2 separate regions of the Mus musculus genome follow, and region 1 is linked to region 2. A link is a contact called in ENCODE Hi-C data. All regions are on one chromosome and are shown on one strand. Each heading gives the region's core, a stretch centred on a gene start or an enhancer-like site at or near the end of the contact. The rest is flanking DNA. Distances are from core to core; before and after follow the strand shown.

The links. Hi-C counts contacts between places; a loop is a spot of excess contacts on that map.
Region 1: a map of T-helper 17 cell shows a loop between it and region 2 (57-fold over the local background). The contact joins the enhancer-like site here to the promoter of Map1s in region 2. A Hi-C loop is called at or near these places in 4 of 37 maps with a recorded cell type or tissue (T-helper 1 cell, T-helper 17 cell, T-helper 2 cell and 1 more).

The regions. Positions count from the first base shown.
Region 1 is chr8:122,328,819-122,335,701 of GRCm38, forward strand. Zfpm1 (zinc finger protein, multitype 1) reads left to right here. Exons shown (of 10, transcript NM_009569.4): 5 at 3,272-3,371; 6 at 4,903-5,109; 7 at 5,634-5,864; 8 at 6,114-6,209; 9 at 6,295-6,441; 10 at 6,614-6,883. Among named protein-coding and RNA genes, the nearest start is that of Gm46056, 12 kb to the right of the region's middle. RefSeq lists an enhancer at 853-1,143. Within about 2 kb of position 2,046, at least 1 of the 3 ENCODE cell types and tissues checked has a DNase peak (open chromatin) inside an H3K27ac peak, as active enhancers do.
Region 2 is chr8:70,902,188-70,909,096 of GRCm38, forward strand. It overlaps Map1s (microtubule-associated protein 1S), which reads left to right and starts at 3,787. Exons shown (of 7, transcript NM_173013.3): 1 at 3,787-3,940. The coding sequence starts at 3,817.

The DNA of each region.
Region 1 (6,883 bases), core at 796-3,295, about 51 Mb after region 2:
AAGTGGGCGATGGGCATCTGGGGAAAAGAGAGGAGCCATAGGCTGTTATCACTGTGGAAGGAGGGTGGATCAGCAGGAGAGAGGGCCTAATTAGAGTCACCCTGTGACCACAGGCCCCAGCACTAGTCCCCAGCATATGGGGACCTGAAGCCCAGGCAGCAGTGTGGGATACCATTTTTGGAGCAAGCTGCCCACCTGAGAGGGCTCACCTTCCCTGAAAACGGCTTTATGAGCAGCAAGATTTGGGAACAGCCGCAGATAAAGTCGTCTCAGAGATGGTTTCTGATGGTTTCTGATGGTTATCAGCCCGCAGAGTCGGACACTGACCTCTTTGTTGGGGGAACAGGAGCAGGCTCAGATCCACAGGAGAATTTAAAGTGGCTGATGTCATCCAGGGCTGGGGGGAGGGAGAGTTGGAGCCAGGAGGGAGAGACAAATGATGGCTGGAGGGGCAGCGAGTGGGACAGATGCCAGGGCTCTTCTCTGACCTAGACACACCTGAACAGAGGAGCCGGGGGCCGGGAGCTGAACTCCTCCTCCGAGGCCTACCTGAGAGACCCAGACAGGGAGAAGAGTGACCACAAAGCCCTGTCCCAAGCCCCAACCTATCCTGATGCAGGGCAATGACATTCACACACACACACACACACACACACACACACACACACACACACACACACACACACGGAAACAGAGAAGGGACCTGCATGGAGGCGCAGGACCTCTGTTTTGGGGCAGCCAGGAACTCATGGCCCATTTCCCTGGGGACTTGATGTGCTGGACAGCAACCACTGCTCCCTCCTAGCACTGCTCCCCAAGGTTGCATGCACCCCATGCCACAGTGCTGCAAGGGGGTGCGGTATGGTGTTCCATGCACTGGGACTGCCACAGAAAGAGCAGCTTGTGCAGCGTCAGCAAAGTGGCGTGCGTGTGCGCGCTCGTGTTTTTATCATGCGGTGAACACGCTGCTCCGGAGAGCGATAAGCGTTAAACCGACCGCGAGGCTGTCAGTCTCAGTTTGAGGGTTTAGAAATATTGGGACGAATAATTAGATTTCATATCGTTACCACAGCACCCATCAGAGGATCAGGCAGATTAATTTTCTCACCCTCCTCCGCTCATTAATATTCATTAGAGTAGTGGAAGGCTGAGGCAGGGAGGGCCAGACCCAGCCACCTCACTGACAGCCATCTGCTGGGGCCAGGAACAGCTAGCCTGTGAGAGTCAGAGGCCCCCTGTGTGGCTGCCCACACCCGTCTGCTGCTTACTCTGTGCTATCCAACTGTGACCTTGAAAGCTCACCTACCCCCTGCATCCCTGGGAGCCACCTCCTGACGGAAGCCAGCCGATCTGAAGCAGGCTCTTGGGTAGAATGCACTCCCTCAGTGGACGTGTGGCAACTGCCAGCAAGGTCCAGGGTGCAAGGCAATACCTAGGTCCAGAGATGCCTTACTGTTCATGTTATCCTTCAAGCAGAGCATAAGTAAGCAGCCGTGGCCAGTATACACAGCTCTAGGGCTTCCTGTATCCTCACATTCATCTGTGCCCAGGGCAGAAAGGCCCACAGAGAAGGGCACAGCCTCCCTAGCCCCCAGCTCTCCCACCGCCCTGAGATGGTGGCAGGACAAGGAAGGGGATTCCTTCCCCTATCCTGACAGCAACTTTGTCATGTGGGCCTCACCGTGCTGGCATACAGGAAACTGAAGCCAGAGGTGCAGGTGTTACCTGCTAGGACTCCAGGGCTCCCCTTCAGAACCAGCTTATCTCCACTCCCTGCTCCATGGCAAGCCACGTGGCAGCAGGCAGGTGACGTGGAAGCCACCGGGCTGGGCTGTCATGACCTCATGGGTCACTGGGAGTTCCCAGCTAGTAGGCCTTATCTTGTTGGCTCTGTATATGCCATGTGAATGCGATCTGTAAAGAGTTGGTCCACAGGGGTCACAGGAGAAAGGTCAGACCTGAACCCTGACGTTTGGCCCCAGAGCCTATGTGGGCATCACACACAAGGGGACCCAGGAGTGCCAAGCACTGTCCTGGCAGTTCCCCTTACAGTCAGCAGCCTGTTTCTCCTCCTGTTCCAGCCTGTTGGTCATCTTCCTTACCCAGTGAGCTCATTGCCATGACCACCGCAGCGGTTCTTAGGAGCCGGGAGTGAGCAGGGGCTCTAAGCTTTGGGTTAAGAGTTCCTGGGGTGCAGGTTTCTGAGTGAAAGGCATTTATTTGAATCAAACAGCGAATGGCCGACAGGATGATACACAGGCCTGCTCTGCCTTTACACATAGTGCCCGAGTGGCTTAGTCCAGGGGCTAAGTAAGCTCAGCGAACAGGGAGGTGCCCAAGTGGCAGCAGTCACCCACCCCACCCTCCAAGGATAGACAGGACTGGGCCTCTGCTGTCCCTGCCTTCCACTGGCTGTGTCTCATCCTCCACCGGAGACCAAATCCCAGCCCAGCCTTCCAGCCTGGGCTGCACAGAGACATGGCCACGTACACTTACTTCCTCTGCTGCTGGGCTGAGAGCCAGGGTGCAGGGGGCAGGAAGCAAGCAGCTTTGGTGGCCCTGGGGGGCTGAGCCCAGAGCTCTTCCCTTCCAGGTTCAGATGGAGCTGCAGAGGAAGTGTGTGGCACAGCCCTAGGCTGGAACTTCTAACCCCAACCCCCTCCCCTTTATTCTGTCTCAGTTCCCTGGCCCATATGATGGGGAAGAGGGCACAGAGCCTCAGCTACCCACTACCCCTCGCTCCCTGGCAACACAGCTGTCTTGGGTTGGGGCAGCCAATCTCAGGAGAAGGACAGTGCTCTCAATGAACGGACAGGGCCAAAAGTTCCACCCTGCACCAGAAAGGAAAGCTCTACTGTACAGAGACATGGGCTCGTGCTCTCCCTCTCTCCCTCTCTCCCTCTCTCCCTCCCTCTCTCCCTCTCTCCCTCCCTCCCTCCCTTTCTCAGTTCCTTGCAGGAATCTAGCAGTTGCGTGGTATGGGCCATACCCTTGGTGCCAGCAGCTCTGCTGTCACAGAAAGAGAACACACATCAGCAGGCTCTATAGATTCAGTGCTTGACAGCTCTAGACCTTTGTTCCCAACAGAGACCAATGCATAGCCTGGGAATGCACAGCTCCCTGCCATGCCTCCAGTTATCATAGTGTTTGAACTACACAAGTCCTACTGCTATGAGCTACCAGGCTGCTGACCACCACTACACAACAGAGCAAAGCCCCCCACTCGGCATCCTATATAGACTGAGCCTTTCCCATCTCCACTCTTCTCTAGGGCCCAGCTGTGACCCTGATGGTGGATGAGAGCTGCTGGCTAAGGATGCTGCCCCAGGTCCTAACTGAAGAAGCCGCCAACTCAGAGATCTACAGGAAGGGTCTGTATCTCATGCCTGCCTCCCTCCCCGCTAAGGTCTTTCAGAAGGCAGGGTCACTTGGTTCTGACTGGTCCAGCTCTTAAAGGGACACCAGCTTATCTGGGTAACAATCAAACTGCCTGAGAGAGCACCCTGAACCCCATCTGAGAGGATGATGGACAACCTTTGGAGCTGCAATCCCATGCGAATCATAACCACTGACACAAGAGCTAGAGGGACCACCCTGGGCCCTCTACAGCCAGCCCCTGAACACAAGAGCTAGAGGGACCACCCTGGGCCCTCCACAGCCACTGAACACAAGAGCTAGAGGGACCACCCTGGGCCCTCCACAGCCACTGAACACAAGGGCTAGAGGGGCCACCCTGGGCCCTCCACAGCCACTGAACACAAGGGCTAGAGGGGCCACCCTGGGCCCTCCACAGCCACTGAACACAAGGGCTAGAGGGGCCACCCTGGGCCCTCCACAGCCACTGAACACAAGGGCTAGAGGGGCCACCCTGGGCCCTCCACAGCCACTGAACACAAGAGCTAGAGGGACCACCCTGGGCCCTCCACAGCCACTGAACACAAGGGCTAGAGGGGCCACCCTGGGCCCTCCACAGCCACTGAGAGCTCTGCTTCTCTACGTGGGCTTAGGGGGAGACTGAGCAAGAAGAGCTTCCGGGGACCACTGAAGGCAGCCTGCACTAGAAAGGAACACGCCCCAACACCAGATTGGATGTTGGCAAGCCGTCAGCCATGTGCTTGCACCACCAGGACTGACCTGCCCATAGGCTTCTACAACACAGTTCTGCCCAAGTGTGCCATCCACAGAAGACAGAGGCCCTTATAGGGATGATACTGATAAACATGACCTGATCTGGGTGGGGCCTGCAGACAGGGTCACAGTGACCACAGGAATCCTGTGGACATTGTCGCTTGATTTTTCCTGTATCACTTGGCCCATAATGGGACTTACACAGGCTCTACCCTGCAGCTCAGCTCCTACTGCCACCTTAGAACATACATACTCCCTTTTCTTTTCCCACTTTCTGCTGGGAGTGGCCACTGGCTTGAGACTGAGGCCAGAAGTGTCCCTACTCACAGCTCACAGGGTTCCAGGCCATGTGGCAGAACTGCTGGCCCAGGACACCTGGGTTTTTGTGGATTGAGGCTGCCCTCTACAGGCTACTGTGGGAACAGCACCAGGCCCATGCCCAACAGATTGAAAACCTGCCTGTTCTGGAGCCCAATGCGTTAGGACACCCCTCTACCCCAGCCAAGTGATAGTGATTACATACAACCCCCTCATATATCCCTGCCCATGTCTACCCTTTTACTGGAGATGTAAGCTCCCCCAATCCTTGCCTCAGACACAGGATAGCACACCACAAATCCAGCCAGCCACGAACGTGAGCCTGAATGCAGCCACTTCCTGCCTTTTGCCCAGACTCAGTCATCCCTGGCCATACAGCAGGGCCCCAGGGTGGGAGACAAAGGGAAGCACCCCCATTAAAGGCCCAGGATCATCACAAGTGCCTGTACCCTACAGATGACGCCCTCTGGTGCAGGGTTACCAAAGTGGTGCCTTCTGGTGGACTGCTATATGTGCGCCTTGTCACCGAGCCCCATGGTGCTCCCAGACACCCTGTGCAGGAACCAGTAGAACCTGGAGGCTTGGCCCCAGTGCACACCGACATCCAGCTGCTGCCCCAGCAGGCTGGCATGGCATCCATCCTTGCTACCGCAGTCATCAACAGTAAGTATGTGACTCCCAGGGGCAGACTTTGGTTGACACTCAAGTCAAAGGTTAGGGCAGATCCTGGGGGGGGGGGTGGTCAGCATGCAAAAGGTCCAGTTTACACACACGGGGAGGGGGGGGCAGGGGATAAATTATGCTCCAGTAAGACACTGAACTGAAGGACAGTACCCAGCTGATGCAGAGTGACCCGAGTGCTAGATTGTACATGGCCTGCTACCATAGGAAGGGCTCAGCCCCAAGGGACCTGGTGCGGGCCCCCTGAGAAGTAGAAAGAGAAGGTGGTGGCAGGCATGGGTGTAATATATGCCTAAAGGCAGCAGTAGGAGCTGAGTCCTCATGTCCCCTGTGCAGGGACAGGAGAATCCCCAGTGCCTGGGTGGGTCCTACGATTAGACGGGGCCTTCAGGGACACAATGAAAGGAGAGCTAAGCCACCAAAAGCCAGTACCTCAGCCTGGAGCTGTCAAGGCCAGGCCCTTCCTCATCCAGTCAGTACCTCACCCCCACTTGTACCCCTACCAGAGGACGTCTTCCCCTGCAAAGACTGCGGGATCTGGTACCGTAGTGAGCGGAACCTGCAAGCCCACCTGCTCTACTACTGTGCCAGCCGCCAGCGTGCAGGCTCTCCTGTCTCGGCGACGGAAGAGAAACCCAAAGAGACCTACCCCAATGAGCGTGTCTGCCCCTTCCCCCAGTGCCGAAAGAGCTGCCCCAGCGCCAGCTCGCTGGAGATCCACATGCGCAGCCACAGTGGTGAGTGCCCCGTGCCTGCCCTGGCCAAGCCAGGCCCTGCACTGGACTGGTGGTCAGGAAAGCTTGCTCTGCCACCATGTGCTATGCAGTTCCCCGTCCCTCCACAGCCTAGCGCAAGGCTTACCTGTGGCTATATGCACACTTAATAAAAGGCTGGGTGTGTACTTGACGCTGGGCGGCATATGACTGATGCGAACTAAAAGGGCCAGTGTTCCTTCCTTGTCACTGGGATCCATCTCTGTGTTCCAGGAGAGCGCCCCTTCGTGTGCCTCATCTGCCTGTCGGCCTTCACCACCAAGGCCAACTGTGAACGCCATCTCAAGGTGCACACAGACACGCTCAGCGGTAGGTGTGCTGGAGGGGGCCGGGATGGGGTCTCTGGGGCTAAACCTGAGCCCCAGGAACCTGACCACAACAGTGTGGCCTACAGGTGTCTGTCACAACTGTGGCTTCATATCCACCACAAGGGACATCCTCTACAGTCACCTGGTGACAAACCACATGGTGTGCCAGCCAGGCTCCAAGGGTGAGATCTACTCACCAGGGGCTGGACACCCAGCAGCCAAACTTCCTCCAGGTAAGCAGCCATACTGGAGCCTCACTGGCCCTTGGATAAGTGAAGGGGGGAGGGGCCTGTCCATAGGCATCACATGGTGTCCTTGTCAACCCTAGAACCCCAATCCCTTCTGCCTACCACATCCTACCTAGGGCCTGCCCTGGGCCTGACATGCAGCCCTGTGTTCTTGTAGACAGCCTGGCAGGCTTTCAACAGCACTCGCTGATGCACAGCCCCCTGGTTCCCGCTGACAAGGCACCCACCCCATCCTCAGGACTGGACAGTAAGGCCGAAGTCACCAACGGAGAGACCAGAGTGCCCCCCCAAAATGGGGGCAGCAGTGAGTCCCCTGCAGCCCCCAGGACCATCAAGGTGGAGGCTGCAGAGGAGCCTGAAGCCACCCGTGCCTCCGGTCCGGGAGAGCCAGGTCCCCAGGCTCCGTCTCGGACACCTTCACCACACA
Region 2 (6,909 bases), core at 2,537-5,036:
GTCATTTGCATGTAACTGCCTCACTTAGTACCAGCTGGATATGAACAGCAGGTGTGAGGGGCTCGGCAATCAACCAGTACAGACGTGATAGTGTAGAAATAAAGAGGAGTTGGGAGGAAGAGGAAAGAGGACCTGGCCTGAGGGAATGCTGTCACAGAAGCCAGCGCTAAAGGTGGGATGGAGCTGTCTGACTGGCTTGTTAGGGAGAAAGGAAAGGCATGGGATTGGTGCCAACTGGAGGGAGCTTGGCCCAGGGCTCCCGCAGGGAACTCCAGGAGCTGCAGGAGGCTGGCGGTAAGTCTATGGTAGCTGTCAGAGCTATGGCAATGGCTCACAAAGCTCAACAGGGCTAAGCTTGGTGCCCCACATCTGCCAGCCCATGGTTGTGAGGTGGAGGTGGGAAGATTCTAAGTTCCAGGGGAGCCTCCTTTATGTCTACCTAAAAAAGACTGGCTGGGGGCATGGTTCAGAGGAAGAGTGACAGCCTAGATTCACCCAGGGAGGGGCTGGGGTTGTGCCTCAGGGGAAGTGTGACAGGCTAAGATCCCACCGGGAGGGGCTGGGGCTGGGGCCTGGCCTATCAGTGATAATTTTGGAATTTGGGTTTCTTGAAAAATGCAGAAACATAAGAAAGTGTTTTTATTTTAACCCCAGGTGTGCAGATACGGGGGCTCCTATGCACTGGCTGCAGCAGTTGGCTGTGATTTATGTCATGCTCTAGCGGAGATGTGGTTTTGCTAGCTAATAAATACTATGATAGATATAGGATAGGTGGTTGTTGTTCAAGGGGGTTGACTGCGGTTTGTTGGTTTATACTCGAAGAAACAGGGATCTCTTTCCCCTTTATCCTTCTTTCTCTCCTATGTAGTGATTGAGGGTGAAACTGGGCTATAAAGGGTGGGAAAAAGAACCCACAAAGTTGCAAAGACCAGCTATAACTCAGGGATAGGGTGCCAGCCTAGACTCCCCCAGGGAAAGTGCTGGAATGTGGCTAGGGGTGGCTGGTGATGTGGAGCCCCAGGCCTGGCTGCAGAGGCAGAGAGGGATGTCTGGCTAAACAGCTTGGGAGTGTTGCGGAATAGAAAGTCTGACTGCCTCAAGGGCTCACAGCTTCCTCCCTCCCCTCCCCCCATCCCTGTCTCCACGGGGACCAGACAGCTGCTCCATTAGCTGACTGGATCTAGGTGTGGATAGAGGTGAAGGAAGTGACCTGAGTCCCAAGTGACCACTGAGTCTTTCTCTCCAGGAGACTTGCAATCCCCACGCCTTGACTCCCAACCGTAGGGATAGGAAAAGCTCAAGGACATTTCTCTCTCTCTCTCTCTCTCTCTCTCTCTCTCTCTCTCTCTCTCTCTCTCTCTCTCTGTGTGTGTGTGTGTGTGTGTGTGTGTGTGTGTGTGTGTGTGTATTTTGCAAAACTTGAGGTCCACAAAGCCTAATGAAAACCCTTTCCCCAGCTGACTCATGGCAGAGATGTACTGTGGAGCTCCAGGCCCAGAGACCAGATAATGACATTAACACTCACTACTAATGTAAGTGGTATGCATGCAGTCTGTTGTGCCCAAAGCTGAGAGACTGAGGCAGGAGACTCATCAGTTTGAGGTCACTGTGGAATGTATAGAAGTGGAAAAAAGAGAACAGTAGAGCCTTAGGCAGCAGGAGAGCTCACAAGTCAGCCAAGGGCTCCTGGGTTCAAATCCTGAGGGACTCTGTGAACATTAGCATGAAAAGACTGAGTAAATGAATGAGTGGAAAGTGGGGGATGTGCTGTTGGCTCCATTGTGCAGAACCCTCAAGCCTCCACTGTGTCCCCTGCACAGAGCAGAACCAGAGAGTGTGACCCTGCTGGTTTTCACCAGAGCTCCAGCTCTGATGTGGTGGTAAGATTTCACCGTGCAGCCCTGGCTGGCCAAACCCTTTCTACGTAGACAAAGCTAACCACATACAGACATCTTCCTGCTTCTGCCCCCTCCCCAGTGTGCTGGAATTAGATGCATGCCAACATGCCTGTCTCTTCTTTTTTAAAGATTTCTTAGTGTCTGAGTGACTGTGCATATGAGAGCATCCATAGAGGTCAGAGGGGGTGTCAAATCCCTTGGAGCAGGAGTTCCATGAAGTTGGAACCTGTGCTATGGGTGTTGGGAATGGAATGTGAGTCCCCTGCAAGAGCAGTTAAGACCTCTTAAGATTTGAGCTATCCCTGTAGTCGCTTGTGTTGATTTTACTACCCTAGTCTTTCCTGGGACTTGCTCTATTTTCCAGGTTAGCTTTGAACTCCCTATGTAGCCCAGGGTGGCCACAGACTGTCCAAGGTCACTCAGTCTTCTGTGATGAGTTAGGGGTGTGGAGATGCACTGCCAAGCCCATTCTGCACTGGATCTTAGCCAGAGGGCAGAGAATGGACCATCCCAGTTCTGTTTCCGTTATAACAACAGAGGAAATCACAAGCCATCAACTTCTGCAGGCTGACCAGTTAAGGGGGAGGAGTCAGGATTCAGGAAGGATATTGGCGCCAAAAGAGTATCCAGGAAGCTCAGACCATGGCTTGAGGACTTGGCTGATGCTACGGACTGATGGAGGAAGTTGGCTTGGGGAAGTCCTTTACAGAACGTCTGTCAGCAGCAGGCTTGATTTGGGTTCCTGATGCATCACACCAGTCCTGAATTGCCTTTGCTTGTTTTTCATTTATTTTAAAAGTCTGTCTGTCTGTCTTGTCAACACTGTGTACACCAGTGTTGGCCTTGAACTCACAAAGATCCTCTTGCCTCTGTCTCTAGAGAGATGATGAGGTTAAAGGCATGAATCTTTGTCTTTTTAAATTGTTGTTTCTTTTTGATATATGACTTGATGTAGCCTAGGCTGGACTCATATTTGTTAGGTAGTGGAGGTTGACTGTGAATGGAAGCACCTGGCTGGGCTTAGTTGTTTACTCCAGAGACAGAAGGCTCACTCTTGAGGGGAGCCAGCTGGTCCTTCTTGGGGTGAACAGCATTTCAAATACTTAACATGGAATGGCCAAAAAAGAAGTAAGATTGGACTGGGTGGTGGTGGAGCACACCTTTGAATTCAGCACTCAGGAGGCAGAAGCAGGCAGATCTCTGTGAATTTGAGGCCAGCCTGATCTAGAGAGCAAGTTCCGAGACAGCCAGGGCTACACAGAAAGACCCTGTTTCGAAAAACAAATAAACCAAGATGCAAGTTTGGGGTGAAAATGTTCCAGGTCTGAGTGGGAGCCACATAAGCAGTCTCCATCACACATAGCCCTAGTGAATCCCAAGCTGTCTACTGTCCCAACGTGTGGGAAGCTGTGGAGGCAGGAAGATCACAGTCCCAGGGTCATCTAGAGACAACCTGACTTGGTGTCAGATAGGCTTGGTGACTTTACCCCTCCAAAATGTCCTTTCTTCCAAAATGACCCGGCCCAGCACACACACCTAGCAAGCAGCTACACATCCCCAAGCTCTCTTCTGTCCAGGTTCTAACTCAGGAAGCTCGCAGGACCTAGCCGACTCTGGTTCTGTGCAGAACCCCTGTGATGGAATGAGTTTTCGGGGGACAGAGATTCTAAGCGTTGCTTAGCGGGAGAATGAATGAGGGAATGAATGAAAAATGAATGGATGAAATTTGGGAGGGATAACGGTATCTTAGTACACAGCCAGTCTCAGTCCTCTTCGGGCTCCCAAAGCCTAGCGGGCATTGACAGAGGGGTGGAGAGGAGGGGGCGCTTCCGGCCGGGGTCTCCGGTGCTTCCGGTAAGCTCCCTGAAGGGGCGTGGCCAGCGGGGCGGGGCGCTCAGAGCGTCGGGGCGGTGCGAAGATGGCGGCAGTGATGGCGGCGCCGGAGGCTGTGGAGGCGCCCAGCTCCCTACTGTTGCTGGTGGTGGGTGGCGAGTGTGGCTGCCCCGGGCTGCTGGCCTACGTCATGGAGGAGTTGGAACGAGGTCGGGTCCGTGGGGACTTGGGGCGGTGGCAGCGGGGCGGGGCGGGGCGTCCGGGGCTGGGGGTTCCGGCGCGCGGCGGGCCGGGGTCCGGGTGGGGTGCGGGGTCCCTGGACGCAACGTTCCGGGCGTGGCCTACGATCCAGACGGGCATAGGGTTGCGCACGTGCCTAGCGGCGGCCTGGACAAAACTCTGCCACACGGGTTACTGGGTCTGGGTGGGGCGCGGCAGGCTGGGATCCGCGTGGGGCACGTTAGATGTGGCGTCACATTCCGGGGATACAGGGTTCGGGGAGCGGCCTGCGGCCGGGTGGGCGCTGCGTCCCCGACTTCGGGGTTCTGGCGGTGTGCGGCCTCACTCCCACGGCCCCTCCCTTCGCCTGGCTGGCAAGTTCCCCCGGCGCCCGGGGGCCTGCTTTCCGGGGGTGCTAATTGGTGCGTGGGTGGCGCGGCCGCCCCGGGGATGCTTGGCACGAGGGGAGCTGACTCAGGCGCACCTGCCACACTGGGGCATCGAGCGCAGCAGCATCCTCTGCAATGGGGTAGCGAATGCGATGCCTATGCCTGTTACCCCTGCAGTCGTGAGCTGAGGCCAGAGGAGCACTGCAAGTTCCAGGCCAGTCTGGGCTACAAGACAACCTATTCAAAATAAGTGCTGGGATTCAGTCGATAGATCTAAAGTTGCCTGGAGTGCTTGATCATGGGCTTCATCCCCAGCATTCTTCACTTGTCATCTCAGCACCTTTGAGATGCACATCAGATAAAGGGCTTGTCCTTAACTTCATAGAGCAGTTGTATTCAGCATGGACTACGTGAGACCATGTCTCAAAAAAAAATCAAATCCCCAGAACAATGTAGAATGCCCATCGAGGTGCATGGTCCTTGGGCCTAAGTGGGACAGCCTCAGCATACAGGCTGGGCTGAACGACAGGCAGTGTCCCTTGTCTTCTGAGAAGTGCTGATGTGCTGGGGAAGAGGACTCAAAGCAAGCAAGACTTCCATGGTGTCAGGGTACTTGAGGATGCTGAAGGCCTAGAGCAGGAGTTGCCTAGAGCAGGAGTTCTCAGCCGGTGATTCATGACCCTTCTGGAGAGGGGCTGCATATCAGATATTTACAGTTTGTAACTAGTAAAATTAGTTATCAAGGAGCAACAAAAATAACTTTATGAGGCTGGAGAGGTGGCTCAGTGATTAAGAGCAAACTTTTTCCAGAGAACCTGAATGAGGTGGAAACTTAAGGGTACTTTGGAAAGTCAGTTGGATGGGGTTTTGCTGGGGGCAAATGTGAAAGAATGTTTCATTAAAATAGATAAAGATATAAAAAGCTAAGGACAGACTTGTAAAGGAACATTTCCCTGAAGCAGACACAGGAGAGAGGATTTTCTACTAAAACAAACACATAAAAAGACACATGGTAAAAGATTCTTTACTAATAATAACACACATATACTGGTCCGCCTTACATTGTGCTGAGACCACACACACACAGAAAAAAACCAAAAAACTTGTGATGGTAGTCTACAGTTTCTTGCCACTTCTGCAGTCTGGCTGATTAGGTACAGGTGCTGAGATAAGACCCATAGTGGACTTGTGCTTGGAGGCTATAAATAGGACTCCAGAGAAAGACAGAGACAGAGCTTAGAGCTTGACTTGCTGGTACATCCAACTGTTCAAAACTTGTGGGTCTTGCATCCTTGCTGATCTTCTCTTCCCTGAGGAAGGAACAGCTGAGAACTTCTGATGTTCCTGTTGGTCCCTCCTGCTGACTCGAGCTAAGGCTGAGGCCTGGCTATCTCTGCTAGGTGGTATCACCACTGTTTCGAACCCGACTCTACCAAGCTAGACTGCTGACATATCCATAAAGGATTTACAAATAGCTGGGCAGTGGTGGTGCATGCCTTGAATCTCAGCACTTGGGAGGCAGAGGCAGGCAGATTTCTGAGTTCGAGGCCAGCGTTGTCTGCAGAGTGAGTTCCAGGACACCAGGGCTACACAGAGAAACCTTGTCTCGGAAAAAAACCAAAAAAACCCCAAAACAAAAAAACAACAAAAAAGGATTTACAAATAGACCAAGCTGCCCCTGCCAACCTGTAATTAAACTGTCCATTTCTAGACAGCACAGATGAGAGATACTCCAAAAAAACCTTTCTCAACAGGTCCACTTCCCCCATATCCTTTCTTTTCCACTACCTCTAGTGAGTGACAGAGGGGTTAAAACATTTAAAATCCATCATTAAAAATAAGGTTTAGCGGGGTGTGGTGATGCACGCCTTTAATCCCAGCACTTGGGAGGCAGAGGCAGGCGGATTTCTGAGTTCGAGGCCTGGTCTACAAAGTGAGTTCCAGGACAGCCAGGGCTACACAGAGAAACCCTGTCTCGAAAAACCAAACCAAACCAAACAACCAAAAAAAAAAAAAAAAAAAAAAAAAAAGATTTAAAAATACTAAAAGTTGCACCTGAGTTCAATACCCAGTACTCACACCAAGGTATCCAGCATCCCTGGCCTCCACGGGGACTCCCATTTGTGTGTGTGCGTGTGTGTGTGTGTGTGTGCGTGTGCGCGCGCGCGTGCCACACGAGAGAAAGAGAGAGAGAGAGAGAGAGAGAGAGAGAGAGAGAATATGAATGAGAGAGAATGCACACACAATTAAAAGTCCTGAAAAATAATTTTATGATTTGGGGTCTCCACAATGTGAAGAACTGTATTTTTAAAAAAAGATTATTTATTTAATTTATTTTATGTATGCGTGTACACTGTAGCTGTACAGATGGTTTTGAGCCTTCATGTGGTGGTTGTGAATTGAATTTTAGGACCTCTCACTCCAGTCAACTCTGTACCCTCAGTCCCTGCTCGCTCTGGCCCAAAGATTTATTTATTATTACATGTAAGTACATTGTAGCTGTCTTCAGACACACCAGAAGAGGGTGTCAGATCTCATTACAGGTGGTTGTGAGCCACCATGTGGTTGCT